Regions from separate parts of the Homo sapiens genome. Here region 1 is linked to region 2. Evidence: chromatin loops called from intact Hi-C (ENCODE). Cell type or tissue: PC-3. All regions are shown on one strand. Each heading gives the region's core, and the rest is flanking DNA. Links, peaks and the distances in the headings are about the cores only.

Region 1 (8,462 bases), core at 1,518-5,517, 60 kb before region 2:
GCTATTTATGTAAACAAACAGAAGCTCTCTATTTATATTATTGCATGCAGATCAGCATTTTGGTTTTAAAAACCTAAGCAACAGCATTTTGATTTTAAAAATCTAAGGTCAATATGTTTTCTTAATTCTCATGGTACAAGGTTTTAGTTATTTTATTGCTGCCAATGAAGCTGATCCTAGGACACTCCTGGTACTTCATCTATGATATTTGGCTCTGTGTCCCTACCCAAATCTCATCTCAAATAGTAATCTCCATGTGTTGAGAGGGACCTGGTGGGAGGTGATTGGATCATGGGGTGGTTCCGCCATGCTGTTCTTGTGATAGTGCAGGAGTTCACATGAGATCTGATGGTTTAAAAATGGCAATTTCCACTGTGCATTTTCTCTCCTGCCATCACATAAGACGTATCTGCTTCCCCATTTGCCTTCCACCATGATCGTAAGTTTCCTGAGGCCTCCCAGCCATACAGCACTGTGAGTCAATTAAGCCTCTTTTCTTTATAAATTACCCAGTCTCAGGTAGTATCTTTATAGCAGCACGAGAACAGGAACTTAAGGATATTAGAAGCTGTTACACTGCCATTTACAAATCACAGAAGTTCATTAATATATACCCAATGGAGTATATTACTCAAAGTACTGATTTTCTCCTAAAATAAAATTTCTTTATTTTAGAAAGGATGCTAATGAGTCTTTTTTTGGCTAATTTTCTACTTAGTTTTGGAAGAAAATCTAACACAGGGTTTTAGAGTTGAAAGGGAATAGTGTTATTTCAGCCCCAAACCCTTTTTTTTGGGGTGCAAAAACAGTCACAGAAATGTAAAAGAGAAATTGTGGATAAAATGGTTAACAATTTGAACAGCCTTTGGCAACTAAAGGTTGGGAAGGAGCTGAGCTTTTCTCTCTTTCGTACTTACTTTTCCACTCTCAGTTCTACTTCCATGGCTACACAATGGGGTTCATAGATAATTTTGTAATTACACATTTTTCTCTTAATCTGTATATACATTATTTATTTTTTTAAAATGTGGATTTTATTTCCTATCTGACCTTCCAGGCTCATTAGAATAGGGACTATATAAAAATGTGAATTTCAGGCTGGGTGCAATGGCTCATGCCTGTAATCCCAACACTTTGGGAGGCCAAGGGGGGTAGATCATGAGGTCAGGAGATCGAGACCATCCTGGCTAACACGGTGAAACCCCATCTCTACTAAGAATACAAAAAATTAGCCGGGTGTGGTGGCGGGTGCCTGTGGTCCCAGCTACTTGGGAGGCTGAGGCAGGAGAATGGCATGAAACTGGGAGATGGAGCTTGCAGTGAGCAGAGATCACGCCACTGCACTCCAGACTGGGCGACAGAGCTAGACTCCATCTCAAAAAAAAAATTTTCAATTTCATTATAATTTCATTATTGGTTTATTAATAATGCTAATAACAAAGACAATGTCACATACTTTTTTAGTAGAGGGGAAAGGGATAATGAGAGCTTAACAACATATTTAGACAGCAGTGCAGGAGAATTTGGAATGGTTCTTCTTGCCTCCTCTAAAGACCCATCTTACTCTCAACCTCCTTGACTCTCAAGAAGGGCTGTGTAAATATGTCCAGTCGGGCTGTGTTTACCTAGCCTGTGTTCACTAGCCGGTCTGACCAAATGCCACACAGCAGGCCAGGCAAATGCCCACAGTGCCTGCGAATTAGGTTGTATTTCCCTAGTATTTAGTAGATGCCATGCATATAGAATGTTAATACAAACTTTTTAAGTCAACTAAAGAACACTGTGACAAGTCAACATTTCACTCGTTCAGAAGCTTCCGAGAGACTAAACTTGCCTTTAAGTACCCATTATTATGAATAGTTTTCAGAACTTTGTATAATGAAGCAACAATATTGTTGATAACTGAAAGTATGATTTCATACAGGATAACGATTTCTGAATTTTTTTTTTTTTTTTTTTGAGATGGAGTCTCGCTCTGTTGCCAGGCTGGAGTGCAGTGGCGCAATCTGGGCTCACTGCAACCTCCGCCTCCCGGGTTCAAGTGATTTTCCTGCCTCAGCCTCTCGAGGAGCTGGGACTACAGGCTCCCACCACCACACCTGGCTAATTCTTTGTATTTTTAGTAGAGATGAGGTTTCACCATGTTGATCAGGATGGTCTCGATCTCTTGACCTCGTTATCCACCCGCCTTGGCCTCCCAAAATGCTGGGATTACAGGCGTGAGCCATCACGCCTGGCCTACTTCTGAATTTTTTTAAACAGTTTTTTACACATGAAATTATACGCAATACAACATACTTGTTTTACAAGTTGAAATCTTTACCGTTATGGTACGTTTACAGTAATGCAGGTAACATTAGCGCATTCACTTAGAGCAGAGTTATTTATCTTCATAGGGCTTAATACAAAGCCAAGACCGAATTACTTGCTTAAACTGCTTTCTAGTCTTTGACTTAAAACAAAAAAGAAAAATTGCTTCTACCTCCTCTCTATGTCAGGATGATAAACAATGCCAACAATTAAGTGGTCTGGTATTTCTAAAAATGGCAGATTGTATTCCAATAGCTCTTAAGTTGTAAATCTTAAGGTTTTAGCTAAATATGTCTATCAAATTGTCATTATCTCTGCTTTCAGGAAAATTATGTCACCTTTGGTAATAGGCTGCTAACAAACAAACTACAGACTACACATCATGTTTTCCCAAAGAATCCTGTATTTTAATGAATAGCTGAATAAATAGACATTAATTATGAAATTCACATTAAGATAGAAGAAAATCCAAACATTCTGATTGCTTTATCTCTTAAATTTGATAACTACTACAAAACATACTATTTATGTTAGGGTAAAAATAAGCTGACTCACAGGAGTGTAACTGGGAAGTGCTGGCAGATATATACAGTAACATGGAGGAGCCATACAACAAAAGCGTTTATATGTACATCATTTTTTTTCTTTTTGTATGGAGAAATGCTGCCTTATAAAATCGGAAAACACACAGTAGACTACATGCAACAAGGACCAATACAATGTGCACAGCAGAAGAATCAAATAAGACACAAGAACTATGGGTTTAAAAAAGAATTTGGGAGCAGGACAAAAAACAAGGATTGAAACCTGGAATGCTTTCTTATTGAGGTTTCAGAATATAAATTTGTCTAACAAGCCTCTTGATAGTTTTCAAAAGTTCCCACTCAACCACCTATGGTTTAAGTGTAGAGCTAAAAATAAACCATCATATTATACAAAACTTTGCATATTAGCATACAAAAGGTAGCAATTTACTTTTTGTATAAAATATAACCTTTTGATAGTATATTTATTTCACATATGTATAAATATAACCCAAAGAATATGTTTGAAGTATTTCTACCAAAATATTCTTTACAAAAGTTTACAAAACAAGTAATTTATTTATATTTACAAACTAGCACAGGGAAGATTCTGGGCCAGTGATGTTGGTATTGTAAAGAAGGAGAGTGCTTCCAGACATTTTAAAGACTGGGAGACAGCTTTGCAGAATTTTCAAAGTGTGTTCTTTTTCTTTGAACAGATATTGAAAGACTTGATTATTAAATAACTTCAGCTAAATTACATTTGATATTTGAATATGTGAGCATAGAACTGAAAGGGCTGAAGATAACCTTTGCTCCTCTGTAATTAGGAAAATGATAGTGATATTTTGCATTCATTCCAAATCAGCACACGTCTTCCCCATTTTACAGCTGATCTGGATGTGGACACTAAGGTTAAATGACTCAACAAAAACTCTTTAATACAGTGCTCAGCCCTGAGGGACAAAACCTGGATATGAAGAGTCCATCTAGCATGTGGCAATGATTCATCACATCAGGGACAAAAGAACAAACAGAATGCTCCTAACAGACCACATTCCATTTTGTTGCTCACCCAAATCCAAATAATACGTCCAATGAAGGACAAATTGTTTTCCCTCTTGATTATGCGTTCCTTCAAACTCCGTGAAATACATTTGTACACACTGGTACTTGCCATCCCTGGTTCTTATCTCCAACCAAAACATGATATTTTCTAATCTCGGTTTTCTTCTCCAAACTTCCTTTTCTTATAAACCAGCCTCAGTCATCAAAATGAGTAGGGAGGACGAGGTTCAATTTCACTCAGCTTGGGAACAAACCAGCAGGCATCAATCATAATAAGCAACATCCCAGGTTATTTGTAGCCAAATAAATCTTATTTATAGCAATGTCCACTGGGTTTTTTAAAAAAGTGAAATCTAATGCAGAGAGGTGTGCACCAATATTTCAGTATGATTAGGACAAGTCTTTGTTATATCTAAAATTTCATTTGGAATGGATTCAGATATTCGTTGTGGAAGCCAAAATCAAATTGCACAGCTCTATATTTTTGTTTAATCACTAGACACAGCATCCCACTGAAGTAGAGGATTGTGGGAAAATTGTAAAAGTGAGGAGTGAATATGGGGAAGAAATTCTGTAATCCACTGGATGTTTTCTAGGTTCTCTGGCTTTTTCTTAATTTGCATACTGTTTGGTTACTCCAAACAAACCTATAACATTTCAATCTATCCTGCAAGCTTCAGGAAAATTAAATGAAAAGACACAATGGAAAGATTAAACCATACCTATCTATTAGAGCAAATTAAGGAGTTTGTTGCTTGGAACTAGTACCTCCTCATGACATGGGGTTTAAATAAACTACAAGTTCTATTACCTTTTTTATTTTCCAGGGAAAAAGAAACTTGGGAAGGCTATTTTACACAATTAATTACACATTGACACCACAGTTCTGTTTGGATAAATTGGATACTGTATCCTGGAGTTTAGACAGGGAAAAGTGATCCCAATATTTTACTTTCAGGTGTAAGATTTAAAACAAGAATTTGGACCAAAATGTTCATCACTGCAGTTACTTTCTGCTTTCCATTTTTAAGCATGTTATCTTCATGTAGTCCACCTGAACATCAACAGTTCAGCCTCTACAGAGTTTCTGTAATATACTGCCTTTTAGTGCTTGGAGTTTGTAAATTGTCTTCCCTTTCTTCTTTAGGAATTGTTCCCCAAGATTTCATCAAGATTGATGTCTTTCATCCAGTCATCATTACCAGGCTCTGTCTTCAATAAAGAATCAATGAAATCAGCATCACTGTTTAGGGCAGGGCCCATGTTATCATTTTGTTGGCTGAGGAAGTCAAAAGCTAAGTCACTGCTGTGGTCAGTTCCTTGAAAAGCCCTGGAACTTTGGTTGGGTGAAGGAAAATTGCTGGGCGTCAGGGATGGTGGCTGGTTGATGCCCGTCCTCGACTGATTCAACCCTGTTCCTGACTGATTCAAATTAGGCAAAATCTGTGTGCTTAGCTGATTGGGTCTGAGATTCAGACCCCTGAGGGGACCCATGGTTTGCCCATTTAGTGTTTGGCTCATTTGGTTCATGGGTCTCATTTGCACTGCTGGTGTTAACTGGTTAGGAGGAGCCACTGCCCTCTGGGAAAATTGCTGGCTACCTACTGCCTGTTGCAGTGACTGATTTGGGGTATAGGCTGCAGGTGTACCTGTGGGGAAGCGGACTCCTGCAGACGTCAGGGCTTCTTGCTGTTTGCTTGTTCCTTCTTGAGAGGCCCAGTTTGGTGCAGTTGTGTTGGATGTGATCATTACGTTTGATGTTCTCTGTGGTGGCATGCTTGCCATACTATGGGTTAAATTTGGTCTCAATTGTTGTGAATTACCAACAGATCCAGCTCCAAAAGTGGCTACATTGTTATTATTACTTGGCCCTAAGGTAGGTGGCCGTGGCATCATAGGGTTGTTTTGATTTGCTAACAATTGCTTTGGGTTTCTCTGTTGGGTCAATTGATTCATTCCTGAAGTGACACTGTATGTGTTAGGTTGATTACAAGGCAGATTTCCATACATCCCCATATTCTGAACTGCTGTAGATAATGATGGCATTCTTGTCCCGTGAGAAGTAGACAGGAGGCTGGAATTGGGAGTTAAAATGGTGTGTGTTGAAACTGGGTTTGCCAAAGCCTGGTTAGAGTTTAAGCTTATTGTGGATGAGCCACCTGAGAAAAAGAAGAGAATTTTATTAGTTCGTAGCAGCATGTTATCTCCTCTGTAACTGCACTTTTCAATAACTCATCAATCTGAAACTGCTTTCAGGTGTAAGACAATTTAGGCGAAATAATGATCAAATAAATTATATAAAAGGAACAAGACAGCTCTTAGGAGGAAGGAGCACCTGAGGTCACTTTTTGGTTCAGAAGTTTACATATTACAAAAAGAAGACTAAAATAGAATAGTTCTATCTTGTAGGTTTTATTTTATTCCTCTTCTGAAGTCATTGAAGGGAGGTAATAGTCAATCTTCCATTTTGAATTAGCTTTACTATGTTCCAAGTCCAGAGACTACAGTCTTGATTAGTCAGCTCTCATGAAATCCATGTTACTGTTTACCCCAGGTCCAAATGAGAAAGTGTGGATGAATGCTACACACGGCTCCTAGATTAATATTCCCAAACTATGGCCTTGAAAATCATGTCCCATTCTTTGAATCATCCCCATTCAAGAAGCTACCCCAGTGACTCCCCAGTGTTCAAAGGGTAAATCTCCATCTCTTTAAACATCTGGAATTCAGTGCTCTAGAAATTATCTCATAAAGAAATTCTTCAGTTCCAGGAGGTGTAGTTACTATCAAATTGTTACTCAATGCACTGTGAGCCACCTTTGCTTATGGGATTTCCCTTCCTCACTGAGCCCTATATTTTCCTCAAGGTTCAGGCTAAGGCCGAAGCTCCTCCATTAAACTTTCTTTTATCTTCCAGCCTCCTCTCTCCAGCAGTATTTGCCCTTCGAATCTTTCATTTAACACTTAGTATTGGGCAATCTGTGGAGTCTCAAAGTGCCTGCCAGTTAAACTGATGCCTGTCAATAACTGATAGGATATTGACAGAGACCCAGGAGGCAGACAAGGGTCTCCCCCACGCCTTCAAACCTAACACAGCCTGAAGGCTGAAAAACTGGACTGCTGGTCCTGGATGAAGACCGCTTCCGACTGACTCTTTCTGAATAATGCCCACCTGTGCACTGGGAAGACAGGGTGGAGCCTTGGGAAGTTCGTGCCATTTGCAGCAGTGAGGAGCCTGGCCTCTCCTGTTCCTGTGTGGTGACCTGGAATTCAATCTGTGAGGTGGGAAACCTGCTAGCAGGACTCTCTCTCACTTTGCTGAGAGTTATTTTTCCTTTTTGCCGAATAAATTCCATTTTTCCTCATCCTTCCATGTGTCCACGAACCTAATCTTTCCTTGCCATGTGACGAGAGCCTGGTTTTAGCTGAACTAAGGAGAAAGTTCTGCAACAATATGGAACAAGTGCCTAAGCCACAGGCTGTGTAATAAGAGGCTCCACACAACAGATAGTGACTAATCAACATATTGAAATCTTCTTGACTTCTGGAGGTTAAAGTCATCACGAGGAAATATTTTTGGAGGCAAAGATGATCAGGGAGGCCCAGAGAGTCAGAGATTCTGAGAAATACAGAGCTAAATACACATAAGAATATCACAATGTCAGTGGATGGGGAGAGCATGTCTGCAATTGTAAACGTGGGCTATCCCCTGCTGCTTAAGGATACGTAGGTGGTATACATCCTGAAAAACTGAGGGCCAAATGAACACAGTAGCTTTGCTATTTATTTATAAATATGCCCCCAACTAGACTACATACCCCTTGAAGGCAAGAACAGTCTCTTGTATCTCCTTGTATCTGTGTAGTGCATTGTGTAGTGGGCAGTGTTTGATGAAGAGACATAACAGCCAGGTAGGAGACACTTGAACAATAACTGAGATGACATACAATGCCAGTAAGATTCAGCAATATCATCTTTGTATCTGAAAGTTTCATATCAAGGGAATTTATATTATGAAAATGCTGTGGAAAAAAATGTAGAGGTTTTAAAAATTATCACCTGTAGTCGCCCTGTATTTTAATGATATGGCCTGAGAAGGTTTATAAGGAAAACAATCTTTTTAAACAACCAGAATAGAGAGAATTTCCACAAAGATCACAAAATAGTAACAGTTAATGTTTAAAAGCTCCTAACAGGTGACAGAGACTGTTCCAGGTGCTTTTCATACTCCATTTTTAATATCAAAATCTGGGAAAGGTAATCATTATTGTACCAAGATTAAAATAAAAAATGATTTTAAAAAGAGTTTGTATTGCGTTTTGTTGCTTATTTCATCATCAGAAGACATGGGAAACGCAATGCTCTAGAATAATGATTCTGACCCACTTGAGTGTCAGCAGTTGGATGCTAAGGATTTCTCCCTTAGAAAAACACCAATATTCACTGTGGAAGAGACTGCTAGGTGCCTACCCAATATCCAACCTCTCTATATTCCTTCGAAACAGAGCTTTGGTTTTAGAAACAGAGCCTTCTTTAGAAACAGAGCAATGTGCTCAGCTG
Region 2 (8,462 bases), core at 2,358-6,357:
CTTATATCAGAGTTCCTTCTCTGTCTTATCTTCTTAGGATTGTAAGTTCCATACAATAAAAATCCATGCTTTACTTGTATCTACCACAGTGCCTGTTAAAATGCCTGGCAGGAATGCCATAAAGAATGTTTAACACATAAATGAATCTATGCTTAGGTAATAGTTTCAAGTCTGTAAGTCCTTCAGAGACTGTGAGCTCCTTGAAGACAGGGATTGTGCATACCTAATCTTGTACTAGACTTGACGCACTGTAAATGCTCAAAAATTTTTGAATAAATGGATTCCAGCAGATTCTGATTAATTTTGTTTTGGATGGTGCATGGCAGAGGAATTGACTCTTGGGGTGAAAGTTGTGGTCTGGTGAGAGAGCACATGGAAGAGGAGAGTGTACCCTGGGTCGCGTCTGGGAAAACCTAGTGACAGAGGGTAAATGTGAAACCTTCCAGGTTGCATTGGCTGGGTTTCATCTCTCATCACGAGATTTTTTTCAGAGAGCTCTTGGAAGGGAGATATTCCATTTGGATCCAGTTGGAATTACTAACAGAGGATGGGCTGCAACACGGCAGGTTTCCAATTGTGTTTCTTAGGCTTGAAACTCTTCCCAGAAGCAAAGATGATGAAGGCTTCATTTGTTAGGCATGAAAATAGAAAACACTTTACAAAGGGTTTTAAGGAAAATCTTTTCTTTCCTATTATTTTTATCCCCCACTCCCTATTGTTGGCCAATCCTCAAATTTTAAACTCTTTGGGGAAAGAACAACGTTCCTTATAGCTCTTGTTACTAAACTAAACTAAGTGGAAGCATTGAATCTACTTTATTGGATACATTTAATGAGGTTTTAGTTGTAATAATTATGGTTAAATAGTTCAACATCTAAAACATTGTAGTACTTTAGGTGGCCTGAGGGGAATGCGTCTCATAAAGATATATAATAACATAATGATCACTCATAAAGTCTGGGTTTTATACTGTTTGTATCTAATGACTAACAACCAATCCAGGAAGCACAGAATATGACCCCCATCTCCCTGTCCTTTCATTGCTTCTAAAACAGCACAGTCAGCCAGCTAGGGCAGTTGGTCAAATACTTTGAAGTGTGTGTGTGTGTGTGTGTGTGTGAGAGAGAGAGAGAGAGAGAGAGAGTGTGTGTGTGTGTGTGTGTCAGAGAGAGATTTCTTCTGTTTAAAAACATTTGTTATTTATGAAACCACATAATTAAAAATAATTCCATCAACTTACTATAAAGCTCCATTTCTAATGCAAAAAAATTTTGTGGAAGTAGCAAAGTAATAAGAAAAGACTTGAAGCTTTTCAAATTCTGCCCAGAATACCAAAATTATTTTTGATACTTTAATCTTTTTTGATACTTTATTGAGCATTCAAAATCATTTAGCATCACGAGAAATCTTAAAAGCATATTCTAAAGGGAAAATACATGGCATCTCTGAGCACTGGACTCAGACTATCCACTATAAATTTGAGGTCATATTTTGTCTAGATGGCATTTTTGGGGGTCAGAGTTATTGGTTTGATCATATAGGGCCAGTTAGCTTTTTCTTGGACTCTAATCATTGTAACCATATGGTTTTCAATATATGCCCTTAGTCACATGGGGAAGCATATGGGAGTGTCCAAGAGGTTTAGTTTAAAAGATTAAAAGGCTTGTCTGCTTTCTGAATTATTTGAACCCGTCCTCATAGGCAAAGGTCCTGGAATTAAGGACAGACTAATATAATTACTGGGTAATATGGGAAAGCTACCTTGAGGAAGTGGAGGTGGAATTTAACTCCCAAAGAAGGAAAAGAATTTGCATAACTACCACAAAGATAAAAGATTAGAATTCTGGAATTGTGTGGTACCCTTTAGAAAGGCAATCAGGGCAAGTGTGAGATAGGTCAAGAGAGGGTAGACATATCAGTGGCAGGAATGTGGAAAAGAAACCACGCTAGACTGGAAGAAAGCTATGCGAAGCCAACCATAAGTAATTCTGATTTTAAAATTTCAAATAGAGTGTCTTTTAAAAAAGTAGTGCGTGTTTTAGGTATGCCCATTATTTTCTCACAGCACCTTCTTTTGGAACAATCTGCTCTGCCTAGATCAATCAAATTCTTGTTTTCTGAGGATGTGGATTCTACGGAAGATAGGAGACTGGGTCTGTCAGGTGTTAGCTCCTGGCACTGGAAAGTCATGTAGAGCAAGAAATAGTATCGTGGTAACCCAAAGTCCTGTGCAGGCTGAAATCACTGGGCAACAGTAACTAAGATCTTTGTAGAGGAAACTTCAGAGAGGAATGAAGCAAGAGATCATGAGATCTCAGAAGGAAGGAAGCACAGAGACAGGGAAGATTACTGCTGTGCTTTCCCATTTTTTGGTATTCTCCCAACATTGGGTTCTCTAAGACTCCACTGTATTCTTCCAGGAAATCTTCATATATTCAAAAGAGACTGAGGAGATTTCTGTTCCATGAAATGCAACAGTGCCTCACACACAGAGAGATGAAAGGAAGACAAACAAATTCAAAATCAAAAGGCCTCCATTCGAGTCCTAGCTCCATGTGACCGTGGGCAAGTTACATAACCTCTCTGATACACGTGCTGGGCATCTGTGAACTAAGGGTTAGGATATAGACTCCTCAGTGAGGCTACAGGGATTAAATGTGAAAATGGTCTGAAACTGTGCCTGTCATACAGTGAAACCCTCAAAAAACAGAATATAACTGAATAAAATAATGCACAAGTATAGCAATTTTAAAAAACTTTACCACAGTATTATGTTCAATTAAAACAGATTTTTGTGGAAAACATAGCTATTCTTTGAGATGCTACACATGTAATTCTATAATAAAGTAGGCACATGACACACAGAAAATCTCTCATCTAATGAGTGGCTTAACCCCACCGGAATGACACATACAAACGGACATAATCAAAAAGCCGGGGGTAAGATATAGGTATAGGGCCCAAGAAAAAAGATGGTATGTCTCAGGTTTTAAGTAGGGGTAGAAGGGCACTTTAAGTTCACTCTAGAGAGTTTTATTTCCTCTAACAACTAGGAGAGGTGGATCTTTCATTCATTTTAAACTCTTTTAGCACTACTCTCTGCAGGAATATGATGGGAAAGAACACATGATCACCATTCCTGACTCAGAGCCCCTGGAACAGGTCTGGTCACCACCACAATCACAGTTGCAGTGGACGGTGAAAAAGCACTTGGTGTGAAAATAAGATTTTAGGAGCTCACGATAGGATGGCAAATAGGGATACATTGTGATTTGAGGGTTTCACTTCTTTCTTTCCTACTTGGCCCATGATGAGGGAAACTAGATCTCAAGATTCAAGAATATGTTGAATCCTTATCTATTTAAATTTAGAGATTTAACCAAGAAGTCCCATTGTAAAAATAACTCCGGGGCTGAGATGTGGCGATCCAAATTCCTGAAAATTGTTAACCCCCAATAATTCTTACTGCCTTGAATTCCCCAGGAATGACAGTATATTTCTAATTTCCAGGTGTGCTGCGGCTAACTTAAACAAGATAAAACACCTTTCATGGTATTTAAAAACACCAGTGGGTTTTCTCCCTATAGTCTCCACTCCCAGCTCAGAGGACTGTAATCCTAAACTTGGAGCACCATCTTAGATAAGTGAAAGCGGAGTAGATAATTTTGAACTGGATCCATCTTGGAAATTTGATCGGAGTCTGAGAATACCGCCTAGGTTGTTCCTGCACTGCCGTCGGGAGCCAACGCACCTGGGCTCTTGCCAGTACTTGCTTTCTGCCCAGTCACCAGATGCATTCTGGGATGTTTCTGCCCACAAGCAAAACTTTGGCTTGTTTTTCTTCACAGCAACTAATGCCTCAGAAAATAAAAAATAAAAAAACAACAACAACAAAAAAAATAACTCTGGCTTTGCAGTTTCCCTGCTGCCTTTAAACCTGTAATGCTAAATGACGTGCCCACAATAAAATAAGAATAAGTGCTCTTTTCTCCTTTTAAAAATCACCAGTGGCTACAAGATCTTTGGCTAAATTGTCCAAAAGTCCAGGTGTTCTCTCTCTTGCTCTTTCTCTGATATATACACATGCATTTCGAGACAAACACCCTTATACACGGTTGTAAGACAGTTTCAACTTTATTTGACAGCTGTTTGCAAATTTAGCCCTGTTACTGAAGCATGCATTCACCAGCTGGCTGGTGACCATGGAAAACTAATAAATACTTAAAGAGGTCTCCAATCAGTGAGCAAAGAAGCTTAGATTGATACTATGACTTCTGAGTTTTGAGGCAATCACCAGTAACATAGAACAGGCCAATTCAGAGAGGACGTGCAAAGGGGAAGAAACCAAAAACACACAGGTTAGAACCAGCAATTGGCTGGATCTTTTCTCCCAGAGGGAGCTGTGTTCAAAGGCAATTCACCCACAGAGCCTGGATGTGTCACCAGCCAGGAGCTCTCGCTGGGCATTCTAAGCTTTGTTTCTGTTTCCTTGACTGCTATTTGTTTACTTCAAGGCTCATAAACTTGCCTCTTGATATTTTAACTCCCAATCCTGACAGTGACAAAATACCCCAAGAGATGGCTTGGCTAATAAAGATCACTAGATATAGGCTAAAATTAGGCAGGGTGGGGCTGTGAAAATAGGTATTACATTAACGTACTAAAGAGAATGTTGAAAATCCACATTCTTGTGCCATAATTAGAATAACATTGTAATATTCTGGCATCTATATTTTACTCGTAAAATATGAAAGCAGGTAAATATTAAGAATTTAATAAATATATACTTAATATAAAATGAAGGAATCTGAGGAACATGCTCCACCAAATTGAATTCTATGGAATTTTACTGTCTTGTGCATTAGTAATGTGTGTTCTATGGGAAAGGAAGGTTGTGGTTAGAAAATAATGTACTAGACATTTTTTTGTTTGCTTGTTTGTTTTACTGTGGGTCTTAGCAACACCTGTATTATATCGACATACACATCTTCATCGTTCCTTATACTCATTTAACCACAGAACCATTTTGGTGTATGTGGTGAAACTAGATTTTGCGTAAATCAATTTGGAATGTCTTCTACTGAACACATCTTAGGAAATGTTGATCTAAGGAAAAACGCAAAATAGATAAAAATTATGACTAGATCTTGAATAAATTCAATGTTTTAAACTGGTTCAACTATTCAATCGCTTAGAACTTTCTCATCCAAAGCAATGTGCTAGGCACTTAAGCCCTATCTGGAGGAATTCACAGCAAGAGACCCATATACCAAGCTTGCTCTTACTGCATGGTATTTGTATTTGCTGTTTCCTCTAACTGGAATGCTCCTCCTCATGGTCCTTACTTTATCTGGGTCACTTCTCCAGTGTTGCCTATAGAGAAGTCTTCCCTCATAACTTATCTAAAATAGCACTTCCATCACTCTCTAACTCTCTACCTTGCTTAATTTTTTTCAAAGTACCCAAAATGATTTTATGTATTTCCTTATATACTTATTGTTCATCTACTCTATTGAAACCTAGCCCTATCAAAGACATAACTGTTTTATTCAACCTTGTATCTTCAGCACTTAGTATAGTATGTGGCATTTAGTAGGTGCTTAATAATACTTGTCAAATGAATGAATGAATAAATAAATGAATGAAAATAATTCTAGGCCAGGCGGAATTACTGGTGGCACACATCTGTAATCCCAGCACTTTGGCAGGCCAAGTTCACTTGAGCCCAGGAGTTTGAGACCAGCTTAGGCAACATAGTGAGACCCTGTCTACACAAAAATGTTTTTAAAGAATTAGTCAGGCATGATGATGTATGCCTGTAGTCCCAGCTACTTGGGAGGCTGAAGCAGAAGGATCACTTGAGCCTAGGAGGTTGAGGTTTCAGGGAGCCATGATTGCACCACTGAACTCCAGCCTCAGTGACAGAGCAAGACCAACTCAGAAAAAGAGGAGAGGAGGGGAGAGGAGGAGACAGAGGTGAGAGAAGAGAGAAGAGAGGGGAGAGAGGAGGAGAGGAGGGGAGGGGAGAGGAGAGAGGAGACAGGAGAGGGGAGGGGGATAAGGGAGAGGGGAGGAGAGGAGACAGGAGAGGGGAGAGGGGAGGAGGGAAGAGGAGAGGAGGGAACAGAAAAGAATTCCATAAAAGTAACATAGGAGGAGCTAGAGGAATTTGGGTTGAGGCTGCTAAGAAAGGCTTTATGGAGAAGATGACATTTGAGCTTTGCATTGAATATGGGAAGGTTTCTGACATGGCGCAAATAGAATAAATAGTTTAGGATAAGAAAGAAAGCTTAAAGGCCCAGAAGTAGCCTTGAAAAAGTAACCTTTAGACAGGCAGGAAAAGAGATCATCGGCCGGGCGCGGTGGCTCACGCCTGTAATCCCAGCACTTTGGGAGGCCAAGGCAGGCGGATCACGAGGTCAGGAGATCGAGACCATCCTGGCTAACATGGTGAAACCCTAACACGGTGAAACCCTGTCTCTCAAAATACAAAAATTAGCCGGGCGTAGTGGCGGGTGCCTGTAGTCCCAGCTACTCAGGAGGCTGAGGCAGGAGAATGGCGTGAACCCGGGAGGCGAAGCTTGCAGTGAGCAGAGATCGTGCCACTGCACTCCAGCCTGAGCGACAGTGACAGAGCAGGACTCTGTCTCAAAAAAAAAAAAAAAAAAAGATCATCACAACCTGGGGCTAGCAGCCTATTCGCTGCACTCAGGAATGAGACACTTCCAAAGCAACACAAGTCCTCAAACCGGGGTTCCCTTTAGATGTCTGAGCCTGGCCTATTCTATTCATGTTTTCCTGGTTCAATAGTTTGTTCATTCATTATATTATTTATTATGTGCCAGGTACACTTCAAGGTGACAGATAAAGCAGACATAAAAATCCTGGCATTCATAGAACTTACATCTAATGAGGAAATAATATAATAAATGTCATAATTATAGTACATATTAGAAGATGGCAAGCATTACAGAAAAATAGAGTAACAGAGATGAAAAGTGTTGGGGTAAAAATTGCATTTTCTAAACTTTCTATTGCAGTATAATACACACACAGAAAAGTATCATATCATTAATGTACAACTCTGAGTTTGCACACAATATATGACCTTTATGTAACTAGCTTGGAGAACAAAAAACAAAACATTACCAACAGTCTAAAAAACCTCCTTGGCTGGGCACGGTGGCTCACACCTGTAATCCCAGCACTTTGGGAGGCCGAGGCGGGTGGATCACCTGAGGTCAGGAGTTTGAGAACAGCCTGACCAACATGGTGAAACCTCGTCTCTACTAAAAATACAAAAATTAGCTGGGCATGGTGGTGGGCGCCTGTAATCCTAGCTACCCAGGAGGCTGAGGTACGAGAATTGCTTGAACCCAGGAGGCGGGGGTTGCAGTGAGCCGAGATCGTGCCACTGCACTCCCTTCTGGGCGACAGAGTGAGACTTTGTCTCAAAGAAAAACAAAACAAAAGAAACCTCCTGTGTACTTCTCATAACTAACCACCCTGCCTAAGATAACTATTATTCTGTTTTCAAATAGCAAAGCTCAGTGCTGACTGTTTTTGTACTTTTATTTATATAAATGGAATTGTATATTATGTATTTTTAATCAGGCTTCTTTCTCTTCAACATTATGCTTCTGAGATTCATCCACGTTGTTGCATGTAGTTGTAGATCAGTCATTCATTGTGATTGCTGTAGAGTATGTTCCAGTATGTGATTATACCACAATTTATTTACCCTTCCAGTTGCTGATGGGCACTTGGGTATTTTCTAGTTGCTGGCTATCCTAAATATTGCTGCTATGAACATTCTGAACACATGGATTTTGGTAAGGGTATGGATTTTCAAGTAGGTTGGTTACAGCAGGGCTCATTAAACAGGTGATATTCAAGGCCAGGTGTGGTGGCTCACACCAGTAATCCCAGCACTTTGGGAGGCTGAGGCAAGTGGATCACTTGAGGTCAGGAGTTCAAGACCAGCCTGGCCAACATAGTGAAACCCCCTCTCTACTAAAAATACAAAAAAAAAAAAAATTTAGCCGGGCATAGTGGTGGGTGCCTGTGGTCCCAGCTACTCAGGAGGCTGAGGCAGGAGAATTGCTTGAGCCCAGGAGGTGGAGGTTACAGTGAGCCAGCCTGGGCAACAGAGTGAGACTCCATAAAAAGAAAGAAAGAAGGAAAGGAAGGAAAGGAAGGAAGGGAAGGAAGGGAAGGAAGGAGGAAGGGAAAGAAAGAAAGAAAGAAAAAAGAAGGTGGTATTCAAGCAAAACTTGAAGAGTCTATGGAGGTGATCCATGGTCATCTGGAGGAAGTGTGTTCCATTGCGTTTCAGTCAGTAGGAACCTCCATCAGGCAAGAGTGTGCCTGATGTATGAGAAATTGTAAGGAAGCCAAACTAGCTGGAGTGAGTGATTTTTTTTTTTTCTGAAATGCCTATTAAATCTGTCCTTTCTCCCAGT

The links. Peaks named below come from ENCODE experiments on the same cell type or tissue, not always from the same donor. Only the 100,000 strongest peaks of a DNase experiment are listed, where the experiment ranks them.
Region 1: it touches region 2 in a loop (2.7-fold over the local background); 2 of 110 quality-filtered maps call a loop at or near these places.

Annotation. Positions count from the first base shown.
Region 1 is chr11:95,973,903-95,982,364 of GRCh38, forward strand. It overlaps MAML2 (mastermind like transcriptional coactivator 2), which reads right to left. Exons shown (of 5, transcript NM_032427.4): 5 at 2,696-6,061. The coding sequence ends at 5,046. Among named protein-coding and RNA genes, the nearest start is that of MTMR2, 54 kb to the left of the region's middle. In PC-3, for the core only: no CTCF peak of the experiment used is centred there; a DNase peak (open chromatin) is centred at 3,879; H3K4me3 peaks cover 737 bases; H3K27ac peaks cover 2,131 bases.
Region 2 is chr11:96,033,314-96,041,775 of GRCh38, forward strand. All of the region lies in intron 2 of MAML2 (mastermind like transcriptional coactivator 2), which reads right to left. Among named protein-coding and RNA genes, the nearest start is that of MTMR2, 110 kb to the left of the region's middle. RefSeq lists an enhancer at 6,496-6,996. In PC-3, for the core only: a CTCF peak has its summit at 4,382; DNase peaks (open chromatin) are centred at 4,488 and 4,958; H3K4me3 peaks cover 833 bases; H3K27ac peaks cover 3,462 bases.